2 separate regions of the Mus musculus genome follow, and region 2 is linked to region 1. The links are chromatin loops, found by intact Hi-C in ENCODE. Cell type or tissue: left cerebral cortex. All regions are shown on one strand. Links, peaks and the distances in the headings refer to the core of each region. The heading gives the core; the rest is flanking DNA.

Region 1 (9,821 bases), core at 4,090-6,589:
AGTGTCTTGATAGCTGCAACTTCCCGGGTCACTAAGCAGAAATAGAGAACCATTTGAGGTCTTTAGAATAGCCACTTGGTCTATAGATCTGCCATAGCAGGATCCCTGCTGGCCTGCAGCGGATGGTGTTTTTGAATTGTGTGGGATGTATGGGTACCAGGCAGACGAAATGGTAACAGCCTCAGTCCTTGGAGAGACCAATGATGAGTTCTCCATGGGCAGCTGACAGGGAGCAACAGAAACCCAGGTCCTGCTGCTGGCGACCCGCTGAAACCCAGGTTCTGAGGCCCAGAGTGGACCCCTCAGAGCATGCCCTCAGTTCTCCGAGATGCCCTGGCAGGGCAGCATCATGGTTATTTCTGGTGATCACCAATCTACAGAGCACTTCCATTTTTATCCACACTAGCCACCTCTGTTCCTTCCGCTGTCCTGATTCTGAATGCAGACCTGTCCAGAACTTGTTTTTAGTCATCTTTAAAACAATCAGATCTCCCAGAGGTCTCACCACTAAGTTATATATCATGTCTCCTGCCAACTTTGCCGAAGGTACTTTTACAGGTAGGTTATGATGACAGCCCCATCCTCCAGAGTCTTACCTGTCCCCTGTCTGCCAAAAGACATTTCAGGTGCCTTTTGCATCCACAGCCAAAGCTGCCCTGTCCTGTACTGTCAGTCTCTCATGCACAGAGCATTAAAAAAAAAAAAAACATGGCAAAGAGTCTCATGACCTGGTTCATTTTTCCATAGCACAGTATAATGTCTGTGTTGGTCCTCACACAGCTAAAGGTAACCTTAGAAGGCAGGGACTGGCTGGCCTTGGCTCTGCCAGGTAAATGCTGACAATGAGTCTTTTCTTCAGGTAGCATTAGGTCAGGTATACAGGTGCACAGAGTCCACTTATGCTCTGTGTTCTGCAGATTCCTCTTTATATCTTCTCTTTTACTTTCTCCCCCCCCCCCACACACACACACTTTTTTCCTCTGCTGGATGGGAAGACTTCAGAGTCTCTCACCTGGTAGGCAGGTGCTCTAGTCTACTGAGCTGCACCTCAGATCTACTTCCTTAATTTCTAAGAATAGCTGTGGACTCAGCCACTCCTGAACAGGTAGTAAGATAGGTCAGGGGACAGTCAGGATGTCCCCATTCCGAATAGCTGGTGACTAAAATCAGACAGGAAACTCTGTGCCCCATAGATAAAGGAAGGCTAGGGCCAGGGAAATGACCTCAGGTTTGTTTGGATTGTTATAAATCCTCCATGGGGGAAAATGTTTGATGCAGTGAGAACGAGGTAAAAGGTCATCTTTATAAATCATGCATCATTTGCATGGGTGGGGAGAGGAGTTGTGGGAAGTGACTGAGGTTGTGTTTGCTAGGTAAAAATGCCTGGCTCAGGAAGAAGGCAGAGAAGGGTGTCCTGCCATACTGGGCGCAGAGTAAACAATAGTGCTCCCGTCACCCCCGGACTCATGCAAGTCCTCGCTGGAAACCAGAACAGGTATAAGAGTGGATGCTGCCTAAGTCACTATGCCCATTAGGAGTGTATCTCTCTCCTGAGGAACTTACAATGAGCTTGAAGGCTCCAGGGTCTCTCCACAGAGCCTGCTGCCAGCATAGCTACTCTCTGCCACTGTTGGGGGTCAGAAGGAAGTGGGCAGACTGTGGTCATTTGGTTTGAGGTTATTGTCATTATCATTATCTTTATGATAACCTAACAAGCAAATTAAACAACCAAAGGGCTGAAAGCAAGCAAGCATTCCTCAAGGGAAGAAGAGTGAGGTCCGAGACACAGTGCCCAGTGTTGGGCGCCAGCGTTTCAGGGCCATCACTTTGCTGTGCCCTCAAGCTTATGATGCAAAGGCTGGGCTTGGGCACGTGGACAGTGGCAGAGTACTCACCTAGCAAGCATAAGGTCTGGGTACTATGCCAAGCACACCAAGAAAAACAAAACTAAACAGAAGAAAGAAGTAAGAAAGAAATGACAACCTGGGTTAGAATAGCTCTATGAATCATGGACACCGTTAAAGTTATAAAAGTATGACAGAGTGATTCTGCCTGATTGTTGGTTTAAGATGCTGGCATGAAACTGGGGGTGGGGGTGGGGGGTAGCAAATGATCTCATAGAGCAACTGATCTCGTCAGAAGAATTAAGATCCTATAATTGTGTGTGTGTGTGTGTGTGTGTGTGTGTGTGTGTGTGTAGGCCACATACATTGGGTCTCCTAGAGCTAGAATTACAGGCAGTAGTCAGCTGATGTAGGTGCTGAGAACCGAACTCAGGTCCTCTACAAGAGCAGCCTGTGCTCCTCACTGCTGAGCTAGCCCTCTGGCCCTCATAGGTCAGTCTTAAGTTTATAGAAAAGTCAAGCAGAAGGCACAGAACTCCCTCAAACCTCTTGTCCCCTGCAGTTCCCCTCTTACTAACACGCATTGGATAATCTTGTTCACGTTGTGACCCCAATGGTGCTTGGAAGATAGTTTGACAAAGTCTCTAAAGGCACCTTCACCCTTGCTGGGAAATCAAAAAGCCTTCCCTTCCACAGGGCTAGCCACCTGAGTAGGCGCCTTGCCAGTGACCCACATCTCCAGCCCTGAAACCCTTAAGTGGCTTATTAAATCTGAAACAGCAGGTCCTTCAGCAAAAAGCATTTTCCCTCCCGTGGCATTCTGGTTGAGTCATGTAACAAACCCTGTGAGTCTCTAGCATTCTCATCCGAAACACAAGAAAGCAAATCTAAACACAAGCAAACAGACAGAAAAGAGCAAACTTCCTGGTGTCCAACCTGGCCCTCTGCCTTGGGCCACATAGCTCTTGGGTGACTAGCCGCTGGATTGGAAGCTCAATGAGGTGGCAGTGGGCCCAAAGAAAGGAAATCCTAGTTTGAAGATTCAAAACAGATCAACCTAAGGAACTTGATTCCTACCACCAAGGAACTGACTGAAAATACAATCTGTTTGGAAAGAAGTTGAATAGATTCCGGAGCAAGACCATGGTAAGTCACTAAAAGCACATTTCTGTCATTGGAACCTGCCTGTATGGACAGCTGCTGCTTCCTCATGCTGGTGTAAGATTCATGAGCTGGGCATATCCAGATGTGCCTGCATCTGGTATGAAGTCACTTTCTTTTTCTCAGAGTGGTATGCAGGTACCATGAAAGAAACTGAAAAGAAAAATCCATCCGTTGCTACAGCAATCGAGCCCTAATGCTGTGTTTTAATCTTTATCTACTCATCCTTGTGGGGTTTATAGAATTTACATCACACTTAGGGGCAAGGTGATATTCCTAATTTTGGTATGTCTATATAACTGTGGTATCAATCATCCTCAGACCATACAATACTGTACTATGCTGATATGTCGAATGCCAATACTCCTCTATTTTTGAGCATCTAAATTATCTTCAGTGTCACATGATCAAAACAATGGTTTAGACCAGGCTTCTGGATGGTGCATTCTTGGAGTTCAAGGTCAGCCTGAGTTACATAGTTCCAAAACAAGCAAGCAAGCAAACAAACAAACAAACAGAACCCAAGGTTTTATAATCATGTGTGGAATTTTAAAACTTATTGTTATTAGGTTAAAATTTCAGAAGTCTGCTCCAGGAGAATTGCCTGATTTTTAACTTTTCATTTTCATCACTTCGAACGATTTGTTAGAATAGTGCAAATCCCTCTTGTACAGTCTGGTAAGCGATTCTTCATAGCTATCACCATCTCCAAGAGGACTTTGCTTTGTCCTATCCATTTTTTTCCTCAGGGAGTGCATGAGCCTGCAATTCACCCACCTGGTCCAGCTAGCCAGTGTAAGTCTCCAGTGCAGATGAAGGCCTGGACAGTATATGCTGCCTTTACTACTTCTAAGCGGATATGAGCGAACGTCTGTTAACTCTAGACTGAGAACAGACAAAGGAAACAATTCCATGGGTCTAGCCTGGAGAACTAAACAGTGAATTCAACTGGGGTAACTTCCAGAAGTATGAGATGAGGGGTGTCCTCTGGTCAAGTCCCTCACAAAGAAAAGTCCCTCACCACCTCAGCATTTGTTAATAGCCCATCCCTGTGTCCTCGGGGAGAAATGGGGCAGGGAGATGCAGGTCTATGAGCCTTGGGCCTTAATAGGGTCTAATTTCAGGGCAGGACCAGCCATGGCATGCATGAGGAGTCCCTACATCCCAGCAGTGTATTCCCAATAATGCCATCTGGATATTTACCTCATTTGTCCTTAAAAGCTGATCCCCTTTTAAAGGAGATGCTTTTAGTCTGTACACAGAGCACCTGCCTCCTGGTTAATAGCTGTGTTGTCAGCTTCTTGCCCACTTCTCTTTCCTTGGGCTATCCTGGGAATCACATCACTTCTTAATTAGTTTTCTCATCATGGTTTTTGTCCTGATACCTCGTCAGCTGTCCACTTCCATTGCCCCCAACAAAGGGATCATTAAGCCAACTCTCTGCCCCCACAGGTGACACACACTACAGAGAGGACCCCCATTGCAGAAGCTAGCCTTAGGAACTCTTTCTTCAGCACTTCATTTTCTTATCCATCTGCCCCCAAGTTATTGTACTTGGAGCCCTTTGGAGCAAAGGGCTCCTAGGCAAGTTTCCCAGGATGTGATATCATTAAGATTTATTTTCACTCCCCCCACCCCACCCCCCTGCAATCCTTTGACTAAAATCAAAGTTCCCATTGTTATGGTATCAGCTTCCCATTTGTATTTCTGGCTCTTCAGTCTTGCTTCCCACCCCCCCCCACCCCCACCCCCCGGAGTCTGACAGGGGAAACAGACTCACAGGTGGTAGAAACACAAAAGCTGGGGTTTCGGAGGATGTGTGTGTGTGTGTGTGTGTGTGTGTGTGTGTGTGTGTGTGTTTATGGAGGGGAGTGTGCATTTAGCAAAACTCAGGGCACCTGTGATTACTGAGAAACCCTCCTCTCAGCTCCACGCCAGCCGAGATTGACAGAGGCCACTCGCCCACCCCTCTGATGTGCAAGCAGCTGCAGATGAAGACTAAACTGGAATTTTGGGTGACCTGGTGCCCCGAGACTGCCGAGGCTTTGGTAGGTTGTGAAAGGGTCATCAGAATAGTAGTTTTCAGGAGCTTTTATTGTCTGCCTCCGGGGTGTGGGGCTTAGAAGAAGGATGGCTTAGGATAGAATTTCAGGGTGCTGAGGCTGAGAGACCTGCCCATTTCCCCACTTTTCTCAATTCTCTGAGAGATCTCTGCTGAGATGCCGCAGAGAAGCACCTCAGTCTAGGAGAGCAGGTCAGAGGTAGGGAGCGCACCAAAAGTCATGTGCGTTCTATCTCCAGTCACACCCAACCCAGCTTATCATCATCTGCCCGGCCAATTAATTGCCCACGTGTCCTGAGGGGTAGTTGCTTCAAATTCCAGAAGACCTCTCCCCCATCCCCAACTGGGCGGGGCTGTTTAGAACTATAAACTCATGGGTCAAGACAGGAGCTTAGAGCAGCAGATCCTTACAGTTCCTTTTAGGCCTTTGAGACCGGGGTTTTAAAACAGGATGAGTCTTAAGTCCCCTCCAACTCTGAAAATTCCTGTGATTCGATGACATCAGTACGGTGAATAATCAAACTGGCGGCAAGCCAAGACTGGCTGTGCTCCTCCGCGCGCACTTCCTCCCCCTCCTTAGAGACACCGGCTGCTCCATTGGCTCCTCAGTCCACCCACCAGCAGAGGAGAAACCCCGCCCACACCTCTGGCCCCACCCCTTCTTCATCCTTCAAATTGGCTGGAGCTGTTCAGGGAGACAGAGCCTGCAGGAACTCAAGAGCTCAGCGTCAAGGAGAGGCCCCTGCAAGAGTGGGAAAGAAGCAAGCACTCTCGGTAAGTTAATTTCTGCCGGTATCTAACAGCTGACTCTTCTTCTGTCCCTTTAAAGTCTTTGGGGGCAAACTGAGCCAGTGAAGGGATGCTTAATGGAAGCACAGACAGAGGACCAGCCAGCATCATCCAGGGTTCTTTGCAATGACCCTGGGTAAGCTGAGGTGAGAGGGAGAGAATGGGAGAGAGGTGTCTCTTGCAGAAGTTTTGCTTGCACAGGGGAGAAAGCAAACAGAATGACTCCGGTTCTTTCAACAGACAATGGGAGCAGCACTAACGGGCAGTAACTAGATTCAGCTGCCTTCCTGAGCTGAGAAGCCAGAGTTGTATGGCTACCTTCTGACCAAGGAACACACTAAAAAACAGGCTGGGCATCAAGGAGGGGGCATTTTGCCTGGGCAGCATGATTAACTAGGCTGGCAGAGAGAAGCTGAGATTTTTAGGAACCTCTCATTACTAGTGGGAGTCAGGATGCAAAACCTCTCGTCTCTCGGGAGTTCATCGCATCCTCTCTTCCGTTCTTCCAGTCAATCTCACCCTTGGACATCAAGCACAGATGTGTTTGCTTTTTCATGCTGCAGCTGGAAGAGTCTAAAGGCTCTCTGGATTCCTTCAGGACCTTTGTTTTCTTAACCTCACAGAAACAGCGGGAGGATGGATGGAGTGGGGGGAGGGAGAGATGGTGTGGGCGTGGGAGGAAAGTATGCAGCGCTCCAAGATAACTAAGGACGAAGCTTCAGTGCAAAGAAAAGCAGTAGCAATGCTTTAATTTGATGGCCAGCTTAGAATGATGCCGTGGTCTTCCGCAGCTGATAATGGGGCAGGGGCATATACAAAAAACGTGTGTCTGTTGTGGTGGTGGATATTTAACAATCCTGCGAGCGCGTCACAAATACAACTGGAGTACACTTACAGAAAAATACAGCTAGGGATTTTCACTGAGATCCAGACGTGGCCTGTCCAGAACAAATCTATGCAGGTCAGTGGAAGGTAGAGTGGGCACAGCCAGTGAGGGTTAAATAATATTCAGCCCCAGACCAGATACTGGAAACACTATAATGTAAACAGTCCCTCTGACCATCCTGTTCAATCCACCTAAAGTGTTTTTAGGAGAGCCAGCCTGTATCCTGGCAGGGGCAGTACTAGCTGCACCCCCCCACCCCGGACCAACTGGATTAGGACGGAGTTTCCAGGACACCCCCAGATTATTTGGAAAGTCTCCTGTGAGTTCTACAGCAGCTGGCCTGCTCTCTCCCAGACCCAGGATGCTTGATGCAGCCGGGAGGAGCAGAGGAACATCTATATTTCCGCTAAGGCTTTGGGGACTGAAGCTGCACACATCAAGACTGCTCACTGAGCAGGGTGCTCGGCCAAAGCCAGAGAGTGACTCAGAGTTGCCTGCCAGGCTCGTGGACTGGAAAGACTGGTGTGAGGGTTGTAAGGTGAAAACACATGTGCTCGTCCTCCATCTAATGGTGGAGGCTGCAAACACGGCTTATCAGCCACAGTTAATAGACTTAACGCCATTCACAGTGTAAAGTTCACACACATCCCGAGACACCAGGTCTCTGTGAGTGGGAGCCTTTGGTGGTCTGAGCTGAAACAGTGCAATCTGAGTTCTGGCAGCTGTGCATCTATTGTCTCAGAATAGCTTTTTTTGTTTCTTTTTTTTTTTTCTCTTGGGTGTCAGAAAATGCTGCAGGAAGCAACTAAATGCAGAAACCAAGAACTGAAGGCCAGCTTTGAGCTGGCCATGGGATAGGTCTCACTTCAAACCCAGTCGGGTGCTGACGACCCAGATTTCTAGAGGACGGAGCTGGAGTTGGGGCTGCAGCTTAGTTGGCAGAGTGTTCACGTGGAATGCAGAGAGTCTTTAGGCCTGATTCCCAGCACCAGGTAAACTTGGTGTTACAGTGAACACTTGTAATCCCTAGTGCTCAGGAGATGTGGGCAAGAAGATCAGAAGCTCAAGGCTAGCCTGGGATAAGTGAGATCCTGTTTCAGGAGGAAAGGAAAGGAAAGGAAAGGAAAGGAAAGGAAAGGAAAGGAAAGGAAAGTTAAGTTACAGGTAGAGATTCACAAAGCCTTGGTCAAGTACCATCATCTTTAATACTGGCCCAACTGTCTACTTTCATGATGCCTGGGAGACTAACTTTTATAGATAGGAGTGCAAGGTAAGATGAACTCAATTCTTGGTTACTGGAAAAACAAATGAAGCAGATTGCTGGTCATGTATCACAAATTTCTCTGGAATGTTTAAAGGCACAGTCCAGGAGAGCTGTGTCAGCAGCTCAGAAAACACAGGCCAGCTGTTCTTCATGTTCAGTGCTCCTGACACATCAGAGAGAAGCCTCTAGAGTTTTCTTTGGGGATTGACCTAACAGACCCGAGTCCACCCTGTGCCTCTGAAATGATCACTGCAGGCATAGACTGGTCCCATACGTTGTAGACTTTTCTACTGCAAGTCTATTCTGTGGAAGCAAATATCCTGTTAGCTTATACCTTAATGATTCCACTGAAGCAGCTAAATGTGGCAAGTGCTGATTCCAGATGCCCAGAGAGTTTCAGAGGCCCTGCTGTGGGGTGGAAAAACTGTCCTGAAAAAGGCAAACCAGAAAAACAGATTGAAGATGGGGATATAAGATATCACTCTGCATTCAGGAAGTAATGGCTCCTGTGTGTACTGCTCTCTGACCCTGGTGCAGAACCTGGGCTTTCTATCATGTCATATGTGCAAGGAAAAAGGAACCGTTATTAACCCTTGAAGACCAGGAGGACCGTGCCCCACCCCCACACACATCCCAAAGAGCTTGGTACCTCTTCTTTATCAGTAGCTTCGAACAACTTGAGTCCTGTTGATGAGGACATTCACTTGAAGCCCGGTGCACACCGGCCGTGCATCAGGCTTCCAGGTTCTGTATCTATAGCTCCTTTAACTTTCAAAAACTATACAAGATAGAAGAGATTAGCCCATTGGGAAGCCCAGGAAACTGAGGCTCAGAGGGGCAACATTGCCCACCCACACCTGTAAGTGGCTGTTGGGGGTCTAAGTTCAAGGGTCCTGTTCCTAGCATTGAGAAGTGTCTGCTCTCTTTAAAGCCGTTTAAGAGTGTTATCAGTAGGGTTGAGTTGCAGCTCAGTGGCTGAGCATGCGCTTAGCAAATGCAAGGCTCTGAGTCCAATCCAGAGCACCAGAAATTAAAACTAAAAAATGTCACAAACAAGGATCATGCAGACCGTTAGTGGGAAGAGCTCAGACAGCTTGGGAGGCAGGTGGCAGTCCTCAAACTACCACCTCAAGGAGTCCTTTTGAAGTTCTGTCTCATTTTCATGTCTGTAAAGTGAGGTCTGAAACCTTAAGTAATTAATGAACATAAGGTGCTTTGAAAACTCAATGCCAGGCAAGTGATAGCATTCAGACCTCTGCTGAGTACCTGGCTTTCATCCACACACATCTCCTATTCACTGTGGTGGCGCCACTTTCCAGAAAGGCTGGTGAAATTCAGATACATTCATGAAAGACAGAGTGAACCCACACTTCAGACTGTGTCCTCCTGATTCAAGAGTGCATACTTCAGAGACAGGCTGAGGAATTGCCTAATTATTTCATTGTTAATTCATTGCATCTGGAGAGGGTGGTGTTTACTTTAGGGAGTGGAAGGAGTTGAGGAGATTGGATGGATACTGGATTCCCTTTGTTTAGACTCTTCAGAGTGAGCAGGCACTGCCTGGCTAAGCTTGCCTTTATCCTCGAAAGATATGAAATCACTAAACCAAGTTTCTTTTGTTTTTATCCCAAGAGGCTACAGGATACACTTCCTAAACCCACAACCAATGCTTGCTTGTTTCTTCCAAACAACCAGATCACCCAGTGGGAGGTAGAGCAGGAGATTCAACAAGGAGCAGGGTGGTTGTTGCAGGATAACCCCATGTAGCTTAGACACAAGTCATGCCTACATGCTAAAAATGCTATACCTCCTCTG
Region 2 (9,821 bases), core at 4,581-7,080, 100 kb after region 1:
GAACTATAGCAGTGTCCTGCATGGCACTATGTACATACGGATGCAACAAGTAACAGTCACGCCTTTGTGGTAACAGCTTTGTAAGATCAACCCAACAAGAGGGTACTAAGCCTGGTACTGGACACCTAGCTAACAAATCAAGGGCTAGTGAGGTCATGGGTCTTAAAGGAAAACATATATTTTATACAAAGGCTCATAGACTTTAATGTTTGATGCCCAGCTGCTGGAACAGTGTTGGGAGGATTAGGAGGATGTGTGTCACTGGGATTGGGCTTTGAGGTTTCAAAAGCAGAAAGGGTAGAAAGATTCTAAGAGGTAGGACGACAGGAAGTTTGCTGTGTGTCTAAGTTTGACCAGTTACTGTATCACATGTAAATGTACCAAATGTGAAACTGTGTCTCCTTGGGGTGTCTGAGAGGATACAACCGTAAGTTTCATCAACATGGCTGCTTAAATGTGATCTGAGCAAGGTTGACACCAATAGACTAACACAGAAGGGCAAAATCAATTGTATGGGGTCCTGATCTGAGACAGCTGCAGTGACTATGGAATGATTATAGAGGGAGGAACAACCTCCCAGGGGGAGAGCTCCCAGATGGTTTGTCCCTTTTATTTATCCATGGGTGTTTCTGGTTGTGTGAATGTATGCCACGTGTGTTCAAAACACTCAGAGTCCAGAAGAGGATGTTGGATCCCCTGGCGTTGGAGTTACAGGCAGTCATCTACCACTCAACAAAGGCTAGGGTTGACAAGGACTGGGAATCTAGTCCCTGGGGAGAGCAAGAAGTGATCTTAAACTGCTGAGCCATCGTTTCTGTTCCCATAAGTAAAATAGTATAATGAACTCAAGAGAAGTCAAGATAGAACAAAAGACACAAGATGGACGAATCGGAATAAAACAAAATACAAATATACCAAGTATAAGTCTAACCTTTACCCGTTACTATATTGCATGTAAATGTACTAAAAATATTTCCAGTGAAAACAGGATAAAGTTTTAAACAACGAGACTTCGCTGACTTTTGAACTGACTTGGAATGCATAAAACATGATTACCAAGAATAGCTGAAAATCAGGGACTTCTGGAGCAAGTTATTGAAGGTGTGCAGAACAACTCGGGGCAGGGGGTGGGGGGCACTGGATGACTCATTAGGACTGTGTGCCACCCTCGGAAGGGCAGAATGGAATATTGCTGGCCAAAGGCTAATACCTTGTCTTGAGCTAGCTTTGGCTGGGGACAGCCATTCCTTGCCTAGAGCATCCTGTGACTAACAGGTCAAAATCTTTTGAAATCTTAACTTGGTAGAATGCATCCATTAACCTAAAAGCTAAGAAGGTCGGTCATCAGATGGCATCTGAGGCCTATTGAAGCTTCTCCCATCTTGCTCTAACTGCTTCTCTCAAGGACCCATCAACGTATTTCAGACCTGCCTTCATTTATGACTTTCTTTGTTCTGTAACACTATAAAACTTCGTCAAACTGCCTCCATGTTGGAACATGGAATTTGGGGTAACCTGAGTCTGTGTTTCCAGGCTGTGGTCACTCAGAATAGCTCCAGAATAAACTAACTCTTATTCAAGATGAGAGCTGTGCTCTTTTTATTGACAATTGTGGAGCCACAAAATGGACCTCAGAGATCCATCCAGTTTTCACTGGGTGAGTCACCTGAGTGGCAGCCAGGTACCTGCATGGACCCACTGAGTCCAGGCCACCTGTTACTTCCATAGGTGGATTGCAGGGGAGTTCTTTTCTAGGCTCTGGACCTCCCCCTGTATGGTTGCTGGTCCATTTGTTTATTCTGAGATGTCTAATTAAGGATCCTAACTTGATAGCTACCTATTTGGTCTGCTTTCAAGTATTTCATTTTAGGCATCTGTTTTGTTTGCTTTGAAAGAATTTTAAGCTCTAGACATTTAGTTCGGGTTCTGTTTGATTTCAGATCTCAAAAGGCAATTTAGTTTATGCTTTTCGAAACTTTGAAGGCATTTTGGTTTCTGTTTGTCTTTGAAATATTTTGACTTATTATCATTTGGCCTTTGTTCCCTGACACCCCCCTTCAAATGCCTAATTCTGCAGTTCCCCCGATGCTTCTCTTGTGACACTGATGAGCCCAGAGCTTAGGAATTTTATGAGCACTTGATCATAAAAGACTCCAATGGACACCTGTTCCCTCCCACCCAAAAATTATCAGGGGAACAGCCCACCACATGCACTGGACTCGGGCATGATAGAGAACCCCACAAACACCCCCCACACCCGGGTTAGAATGGACTTTACTGGCTCTCCTGAGGAGACATGTAAGGGACTGACTGGTCACCTGGAGTCTTAAGCACACTTACATTCTGATAAACAAGCAAGGATAACCCTGAGGCCCAGTGGGAGAGGGTGGTGATTTTAGGCTCAGAGCTGGGAAAGCCAATCCCTAAAGTATCACTCAGAACCAACCCAAAACATATTTTCCCCTGGCTAGCACAGACAAGCAATATTGCAGGAATACATATATTCTACACACACACACACACACACACACACACACACACACACACACACACACACAACTTGGGGAAAAGGTTTCCAAAGAGGAGGGGATGTTCGGAGATATGCTACTGTCAATGCAAGGCCACAGCTCTCAACCTAATGTAAGAGTTAATTCTGGAGCCATTCTGAGTGATTATGGTCTAGAAATACAGTTTTGGGTTACCCCAAATTTCTAGTTCCAACATGGAAGCAGTTTGGTGAAGTTTTATAGAACAAAGAATGTCATAAATCAAGGAAAGTCTTAAATACATTGATGGGTGTATCACAGAGGCAGTGGCAGCAAGATTGGGAAAAACTTTCTATAGGTCTGAGTTGCTATCTGGTGACATCCTCAGCTTTTGTGCTAATGGAAGCTAGCAGCCCTGTTAACAAATTACAAAAGGGTTTTACCTACTATTAGAAGGATATTAGCTCTGATACAGAGGTAGGCTGGGGATGGCTGTCCCAGAGCTCCGGCTAGCTCCGGCTAGCTCTGGCTTAGGTACTTATTAGCCTCTAGCACTGTAACATTCCCGTCTCTCCAGTGTTCTGCACTTCACTCAATCAGTCTCTGCAGGCACAGCTTCTTTCCAGTTCTCAGTCACAATTTTCTGCTCACCCAGGATCACATTGTGTGAGTGGACTGCATGTTGTTTATTAAATATTATAAGGTCTTTCCTAGCTAGGAAGGCTCAGTCGTAAGATCTGATATAGACGGGGAACGGTTGCAGTTTTCAGGACAGATGGCTGGCTGGTAAAGCCATTAAGGAGCCCCAGACCATATCAAAACTATTAGCCATCATGATCCAGATATGAGTTATTTTTCTTGTACCCTCTTTATCTGCATATGCCACGTGGCAGTGCTACTAATCTAAACTTAAGTCATCAAGGACACGGTGTGGCCTGATGGATCCAAGGCAGATGATGGACACATGTGGCTAAAATACCAAAAATTTGCATAATTTAAAATTAGATTGACTATGTTTCCCCTCACATTTATAGTTCTTTGTACTCTATGAGCTATCTCACTTATATTTAAATTCTTGAAAAATGAACTTTGGAAGGAGACACTGTAGTACTATGTCTCCATTTTTAACTAGTAAAATCCAAATATGGTTCAATTAATTTTTAAATCCTGGTTAGCTGTTTTATAGGACATTTTAAATACTTGAAGCATTAGTACTTAAGGTATAAAACACCAAAAATGTAATTAGAGATTGATGCTTTTGGTATAATTTTTGGACAGAAAGGATTGACATAAATCTTTGGGTATCTCTAGCTAGAGTAGATAGAGTTCAGAGTTAATTGAAAAAACACTAGAGGTGGGTTGTTTTTTTTTTTTTTTTGGAACACACATATATATATGTACACAACATACATAATATACAAGGTAAGGTAGAAATATTAAATATCACAATTTTAAGATCTAAGTGCAAACCTTTTCTTTTTAGATAGTCAGTCATCCATTATATTAACTATACCAAACAATTCTTTTTGGAGTGTTATACCTACTTAGAATATTCCTACTAAATTAAATAGTGATTGTGAAAGTTGCTTTAATGGACAAATGTTTAAATCTGTTCATCCAGTTTGGTCTATGAGATAAACAAGTAGCATATCTTGTAAAGCATTTTTAACGTTGACACTAAAATTAGAATCACAGAGTCTTCACTGAAGGATAAAGAAAACCAGGTGGTTTCGTCAACTAAGAAGGAAAAGAGGCACCACATCAAAGCCTCCATTCTGATGAAAAGATCAGGACTGCAGTCAGGTACTCCCAGCTCACTCTCAGGATGGGAAACCCAAGGCTGCCAACGTGCTCACCTCTTCTGGGAGCACATTCAGGAGGACTTGAAGGTGCTGGATGATGCTTGTCTAACTGACTGACACCTGAGTGCCCCCAGTAACTGCACATTGCTTTCACCTTTGGTTTCTTAAATACTCCTGTCATTAGATTTTTAAAATTGTCTGTGATATTTAACATTCTACCTGGTGAATTTCTAAGTGATAAAATAATACTGTTAGTTTCAATCAAGTTATAATAAGGAAATTATGTCCTGGGTCACAGTCACTTAGAATGGACCCAGAATAAACTCTTTTATTCCCTTTAAGATGAGGACTGTAGCTTTTTTGATTGACAGAGGAAATAATCTTCAGCTGTCTGAATTGTCTCAAAGATCAACAAACAACACCCCCCCCCCCCAACTCCAGAGTTACACTAAATTCTGCCATTTCGGACAGCAGGTGGACTTGCAAAACTGATTTTTTTTGCTGCAAAACTTATAAAGATCTCTGAGTATGCCCTTTAGTAATGTATATCTAAAACAAACAAACAAACAAGCAAACAGGTGCGTGCGTGCATGCGTGTGTCCATTCTTGGAGGCCTGTGGATGATACTATGTGTCTTTGCCGTAACATTGTCTACCATATTCCCTTGAGATGGGGAGTCCACTGAGTCTTGATCTTGGTCATCCTCCTGTCTTCAAATTTCTCTTCCACTAGTAATGGAATACAATTTGGGGTTTGTAGAGAAGTGGTTTTGGGTGATCCAATAAACCTCTCCACAACTGCTTGTTATCAACATCAGTATAGGGCACTGCAGGCCCTTTGCGTGAGTTTCCCAGGCTAGTATTAATATGGAATAGTTTCAACAGTCTAGTGTGCATAGTCGTCTGGGCAAGAATTAGGGTGGAGGAGGGCTACTCAGATCTGAAAGCAGGGAATGAGGTTTGGAGACAGGACATGAGGTGAGGTGTAAACTTATTTCTCAGACGCTTACAAATGCTTATTCACTATAAGCGCTGTTTTGAGCCCTTGGCATCATGTTGGTTAGATGCTGGGATGCCAAATGGCACTGTCGAAGAACATTAACCTGGGAATATACTAAAAGCATTACGACTACACCTGAACTGTAAAGTGAATAAAGCACAAAACCAACAAAGTAATATCAAAGTTATGGCAGCGACTAGCAGGTGTTTTTTTCCTTTTTGGTAAAGCTATGATAAAATGAGGTGGCGGGGGGTTAACAGTCTAGGAAGGGGACATAAACCAAGTGCAAGGGTAGCAGCAATACAAGTCTCAAGCTGTTGAGCTTTAACGTCTTTCCAGGGAAGGGGTATGTGTGTGTGGGACTCAATCTCAAGAGTTTCTAGTGGACCAAAGACAAAGAAACAGGTAGCCAGTAGCGGAGAGGCTTGCCCTAGCCAAGAGTCTCTGCGGTTCAGCCATCAAACTGCACAGGGTAGGAAAAGAAGAGAAAGACCCAGGTTCCACAAGCAACCGTGCCATAATAGCTGTGTGACCTTGTCCAAGTCCTAGAAACCGAGCTCGGTGGGTGGTGTTTCTTATAAACATGTTTCCAAGGTTTAGTGACTTGCGGGCAGGGGGGTCAGTCAAGTGCCCTAGGTGGGCATCTTGTTGGCTGACAAGGAGTGTCCAACTTCGTGCCCTCTCCCCTTTCTAGCCAGACTATTCTTTGAACCACGGGGGGATGAGCAGCTGGAGTGCAGAGTGAGCAGAAAGGCGAAGGCAAAAGAAGGAACTCCTGCCACCCGCGTTCCCCCGCCCAGCCACGGAGCTCCCGAAGCCACTGTGTGTGTGTGTGTGTGTGTGTGTCCCCGACCCTGCAAGGCAGCCGCGGGTGCACGCCCCCGGGCGCTAACAAGGGCCTGGGAACCCGGGCGGACGCCGCGCGCCGGGAGCTCCGAGCTTCCTAGCTCCGAGGTTTCGGCGTCGCGCCGAAGCCGCCCCACCCAAGCGCCCGCCCGCCCGCCCGCCCGCCCGCCCGCCCGCTCCAAGTTTCCCGGGCTGTATAATCCGGGTGCACCTTCCGCCTGTGGCCTCGCCATTCTGCCCGATCGCTGCGCGTGAGAAAGGAGGAGGGGACGCCCCCAGCTGTTGGCCTCCAGCCCGGCCAACTCCCGCTTCCACCCGGGCTTCGGCCTTTTGTACCCGCCCCACGTGACCCGCCCAGCGGCTCCCTCCACCCCGCCCCCCGTGGCCCCGCCCTCCGGCCCTTCCCGGCGACGAGCCGGCTCTTCCAGCTACCGGCCGCCCCCCTCCCGCGCTCCTCCGCTCCCTCCCTCCCGCCCGCCCGCGCAGGCTGTTCCCGCTCCCTCCCCAGGCAGCCGTTCCCTCGCGACGCTCCCCTCCCCCCGCGGCTGTTCCGCCGCTTGGCCTCCCCTCCCCCCAGTCGGAGCTCACTGTCTCCAAGATGGCGGCCGTGTCAGTTTGGGGCATCTCCGCGGTCCGGCCCGGGCCCCCGGGATCCCGGCTGTCTTCCCCCCAGGTAAGGAGCCGAGGGGCCGCCCCCGGTCGCTCCCAGCTGCCGAGCCCGAGGCTAGGCCGCCCCGGAGTCTGCTTCGGCGCCTCGCGGGGACGGCGGGCCGCTTGCAGGCCCCGCCGCGGCCTGCGCCGCCTCCCCGCTGCTCTGCGCCAGGCCTCGGGCTGGGCGCCGCGGCCGCCCCCTCGCGTCCGACTCCGCGGCCCGGCCCGCGCCCGCCCTCCGGGCTCGCGCCGACGGGCCCGCCGCCGCCGCCGCCCTAGCTCCGCCGGCGGCCCACTCCGGGAGCCGGGGCTCCCTGGCGCCGAGCAGCCAGGCCGCGGAGCCTGGGGCTGCTGTGCGGGCTCGCCCGCTCTCCCTCGGGGGCGCGCCCGCCGTCCGTCCGCCCGCCCGCCCGCCGCTCCCGCCGCTCCCGGCGCCGGGCGGGCGCGCACTCCGGGCTGTGCGGAGTGCGCGGAGATCCGAGCGGGGTTGAGCGGTGCAGGGTGACAGCCTGGTGGGTGCAGTGGTCTGGAGCAGGCAGCACGTGTGGTGTTGTGTCTGTCGGACTGTCAGCCCCTAGCCGGGACGGGTGGCGGCGGGCTTGCCTGTCAAGAGCTCCGCGACTTTGGGCCGGACCTGCCCTACCTGTCAGGCTCCGTCACAGCCGGTGTCCCCCTTGCTGCTCTTCTGAGCCGACCCCTTGGAGCGAAGAGCTCGGAGGAGCTGGGGCTAGAGCTTACTATGCTCCTAACTCCACGTGATTTCATTGTTAACTTACTCTCCGGGCTGTGTTTCCATAGAATGGGACCGGCGAAGCGGTCCGCTGGCAAACTGCGGGGCTCTGCCGCTTCAAGTTTTTTTTAAAGTTCCTTGGGCTTTAAATCGAGGGCGCGCGCAGATGTGTTTTGGGTTGGGAGAGAGAGCGGGAAGGGCTTTGCGAGCCCGGCTGGTCTTTCTTTCTAGCTCGCGAGTGTACTTTCTGAGAGTTAGGGTTCAGATCTTCAGAGCGTTGGTTTGTGCAGACTCGCAGATTGGGGAAACTTCCGGCCGGAAAGACAATGTGTGACTGTCATTCATTCTTTTTCACCTGAAAACTCAGCCACATAGGGTGTTCCCACCTTCTTAGGTCTTAGTCCTGGTTACTTTAAAGTTAGTGTCTATATCAGAAACATCCCTTGGGTAATAATTCTGATGTTTGTCCTCGTAAAACCTCCACTAATATGAAGCACCCCTCCTGGGGAGGGGGGTACTTCTTTTAGTTAGCTAATTTTGAAATACATTTTGGCCCCGGGTGCTAATGCTTTTTTTCTTACTAGTACTATTTCATTCCTCATGTATTAGTCTCCCGTTTGCCTGCACACTGTTGGGAATAGTTGCTGAAGGGGTGCCCCCGCCCCTTTTTTGCTGTGTTTATATTGTACACGTGCTCCAAAACATGAGAAGTTCAAAGTTACACTTAGTTTTGGAGGAACAAGTTCAGAGGTAGTAGTATATTTGTTTTTGTTTTATTGACTAATGTACATTCTGAGATAGCAATCTCAAATTTACATTTTTATCAGATCATAGGCAGTTACTTGTTTTCTGTATTGTACGATTTTACATGTATCTGCATTTGATCCAAATGATTCTAGGCCTTTCTTATTTCTAGTTTATCTGTAGATTATGTTTGACAGTTGTCATTTCCTTCAGTGTATGGGTATTGGTGAAAGTTTGAATGAAATTCCTTACACACTTTGACACTAAGCTGTTTTCGTTTGCATTACTCTCCGTATTGTGGTGTGTGAAGCAGGTTTATTTTCTTTCGTGTAGGAACTGATCAGATTGCTGTTAGTGGTTTCTGCAGAGCTTACTGTCTGTTTCCTATCCACTGGAATTTTGAAAGCTGATCCACTTTTGCTTTTGTTGCAGGATTCTTCCTACTAATCCAGATACTTGTTGAAGTGCTGAATAGTTTCTTGGGGACAATGTGGAGGACGAGTTGACCCCCTAGACTGGTGAGCACAGATTGCGGAGGACTAACTAGCACTCCTCCGGTTAGTTACGGCTGAGGTCGTTTGTAGACATCTTTAGTTCCTCATTTTACTTTAACTACTCAGCTTCTTCTCCTTCTGTTTTTATTCCCGTGGTTTCCAGTTGACTGTATTGATAGTGCTGTATTTAAGCTCTTGAGAGTGTTGTTAAACACACTGCTTTAAGACGCGACTAGGAGGTTTCATTTGATAACTTATTCACAGAGCAGGCCTTGATAGAAAACTGACATTATTTTAATTTCTTCTCAGGCTTAAGATACTCACTTTCTGCTTGAAGCCGGGAATGAGATGTGTGGAACCCAGGAGTGTGTGTGGAGTAGACACCAATGCGTTGTGATAGTGAGGATTTTGAAGATACGACAGAAAAACCAGGCGTTTTGATTTCTGAGGTAAAAGTAGGCTGTAAATCTATTTTGTGAAAGGAGGGAAGACTCAGGCCAGAAATCTTGTATGCTATGGTTAACTGGTTCCCATCCTCCGAGAATCCTGTTTTCCATGGTGTAAGACTTACTCAGCATCAGGATAAGGGATAACGACTCTATGGATATACAGAATCCTTCACCATGGTAAAACTCGCTAACCCGCTGTACACGGAGTGGATTTTGGAGGCCATCAAAAAAGTCAAGAAGCAGAAACAGCGACCTTCAGAGGAAAGGATCTGCAATGCCGTGTCCTCATCCCATGGGCTGGACCGCAGGACTGTGCTAGAGCAGCTGGAGCTGAGCGTCAAAGACGGGACGATTTTAAAGGTCTCAAACAAAGGTCTCAATTCCTACAAAGATCCTGATAATCCTGGGCGAATAGCACTTCCTAAACCTCGGAACCATGGAAAATTGGATACTAAGCAAAGTGTGGATTGGAATAAATTACTCAAGCGGGCATTTGAGGGCTTGGCAGAGACTGGTGGCTCAACTTTGAAAAGTATCGAACGTTTTTTGAAAAGCCAGAAGGATGTATCTGCTGCCTGTGGAGGTAGTGCTGCCCCTGGGTTTCACCAGCAGCTACGATT

The links. A loop is a pair of places that touch in the nucleus more often than their neighbours do. Peaks named below come from ENCODE experiments on the same cell type or tissue, not always from the same donor. Only the 100,000 strongest peaks of a DNase experiment are listed, where the experiment ranks them.
Region 2: a loop joins it to region 1, with 2.2 times the contacts of the local background. A loop is called at or near these places in 1 of 42 quality-filtered maps.

What each region holds. Positions count from the first base shown.
Region 1 is chr8:22,751,988-22,761,808 of GRCm38, forward strand. It overlaps Plat (plasminogen activator, tissue), which reads left to right and starts at 5,735. Exons shown (of 14, transcript NM_008872.3): 1 at 5,735-5,841. In left cerebral cortex, for the core only: no CTCF peak of the experiment used is centred there; DNase peaks (open chromatin) are centred at 5,631 and 6,343; H3K4me3 peaks cover 1,541 bases; H3K27ac peaks cover 1,380 bases.
Region 2 is chr8:22,852,827-22,862,647 of GRCm38, forward strand. It overlaps Kat6a (K(lysine) acetyltransferase 6A), which reads left to right and starts at 6,720. Exons shown (of 18, transcript NM_001081149.2): 1 at 6,720-6,806; 2 at 8,691-8,776; 3 at 9,062-9,821. The coding sequence starts at 9,376. It overlaps Gm46036 (a long non-coding RNA gene), which reads right to left and starts at 7,613. Exons shown (of 3, transcript XR_001778526.2): 1 at 7,428-7,613. In left cerebral cortex, for the core only: no CTCF peak of the experiment used is centred there; DNase peaks (open chromatin) are centred at 5,843, 6,130, 6,473 and 6,679; H3K4me3 peaks cover 1,508 bases; H3K27ac peaks cover 1,103 bases.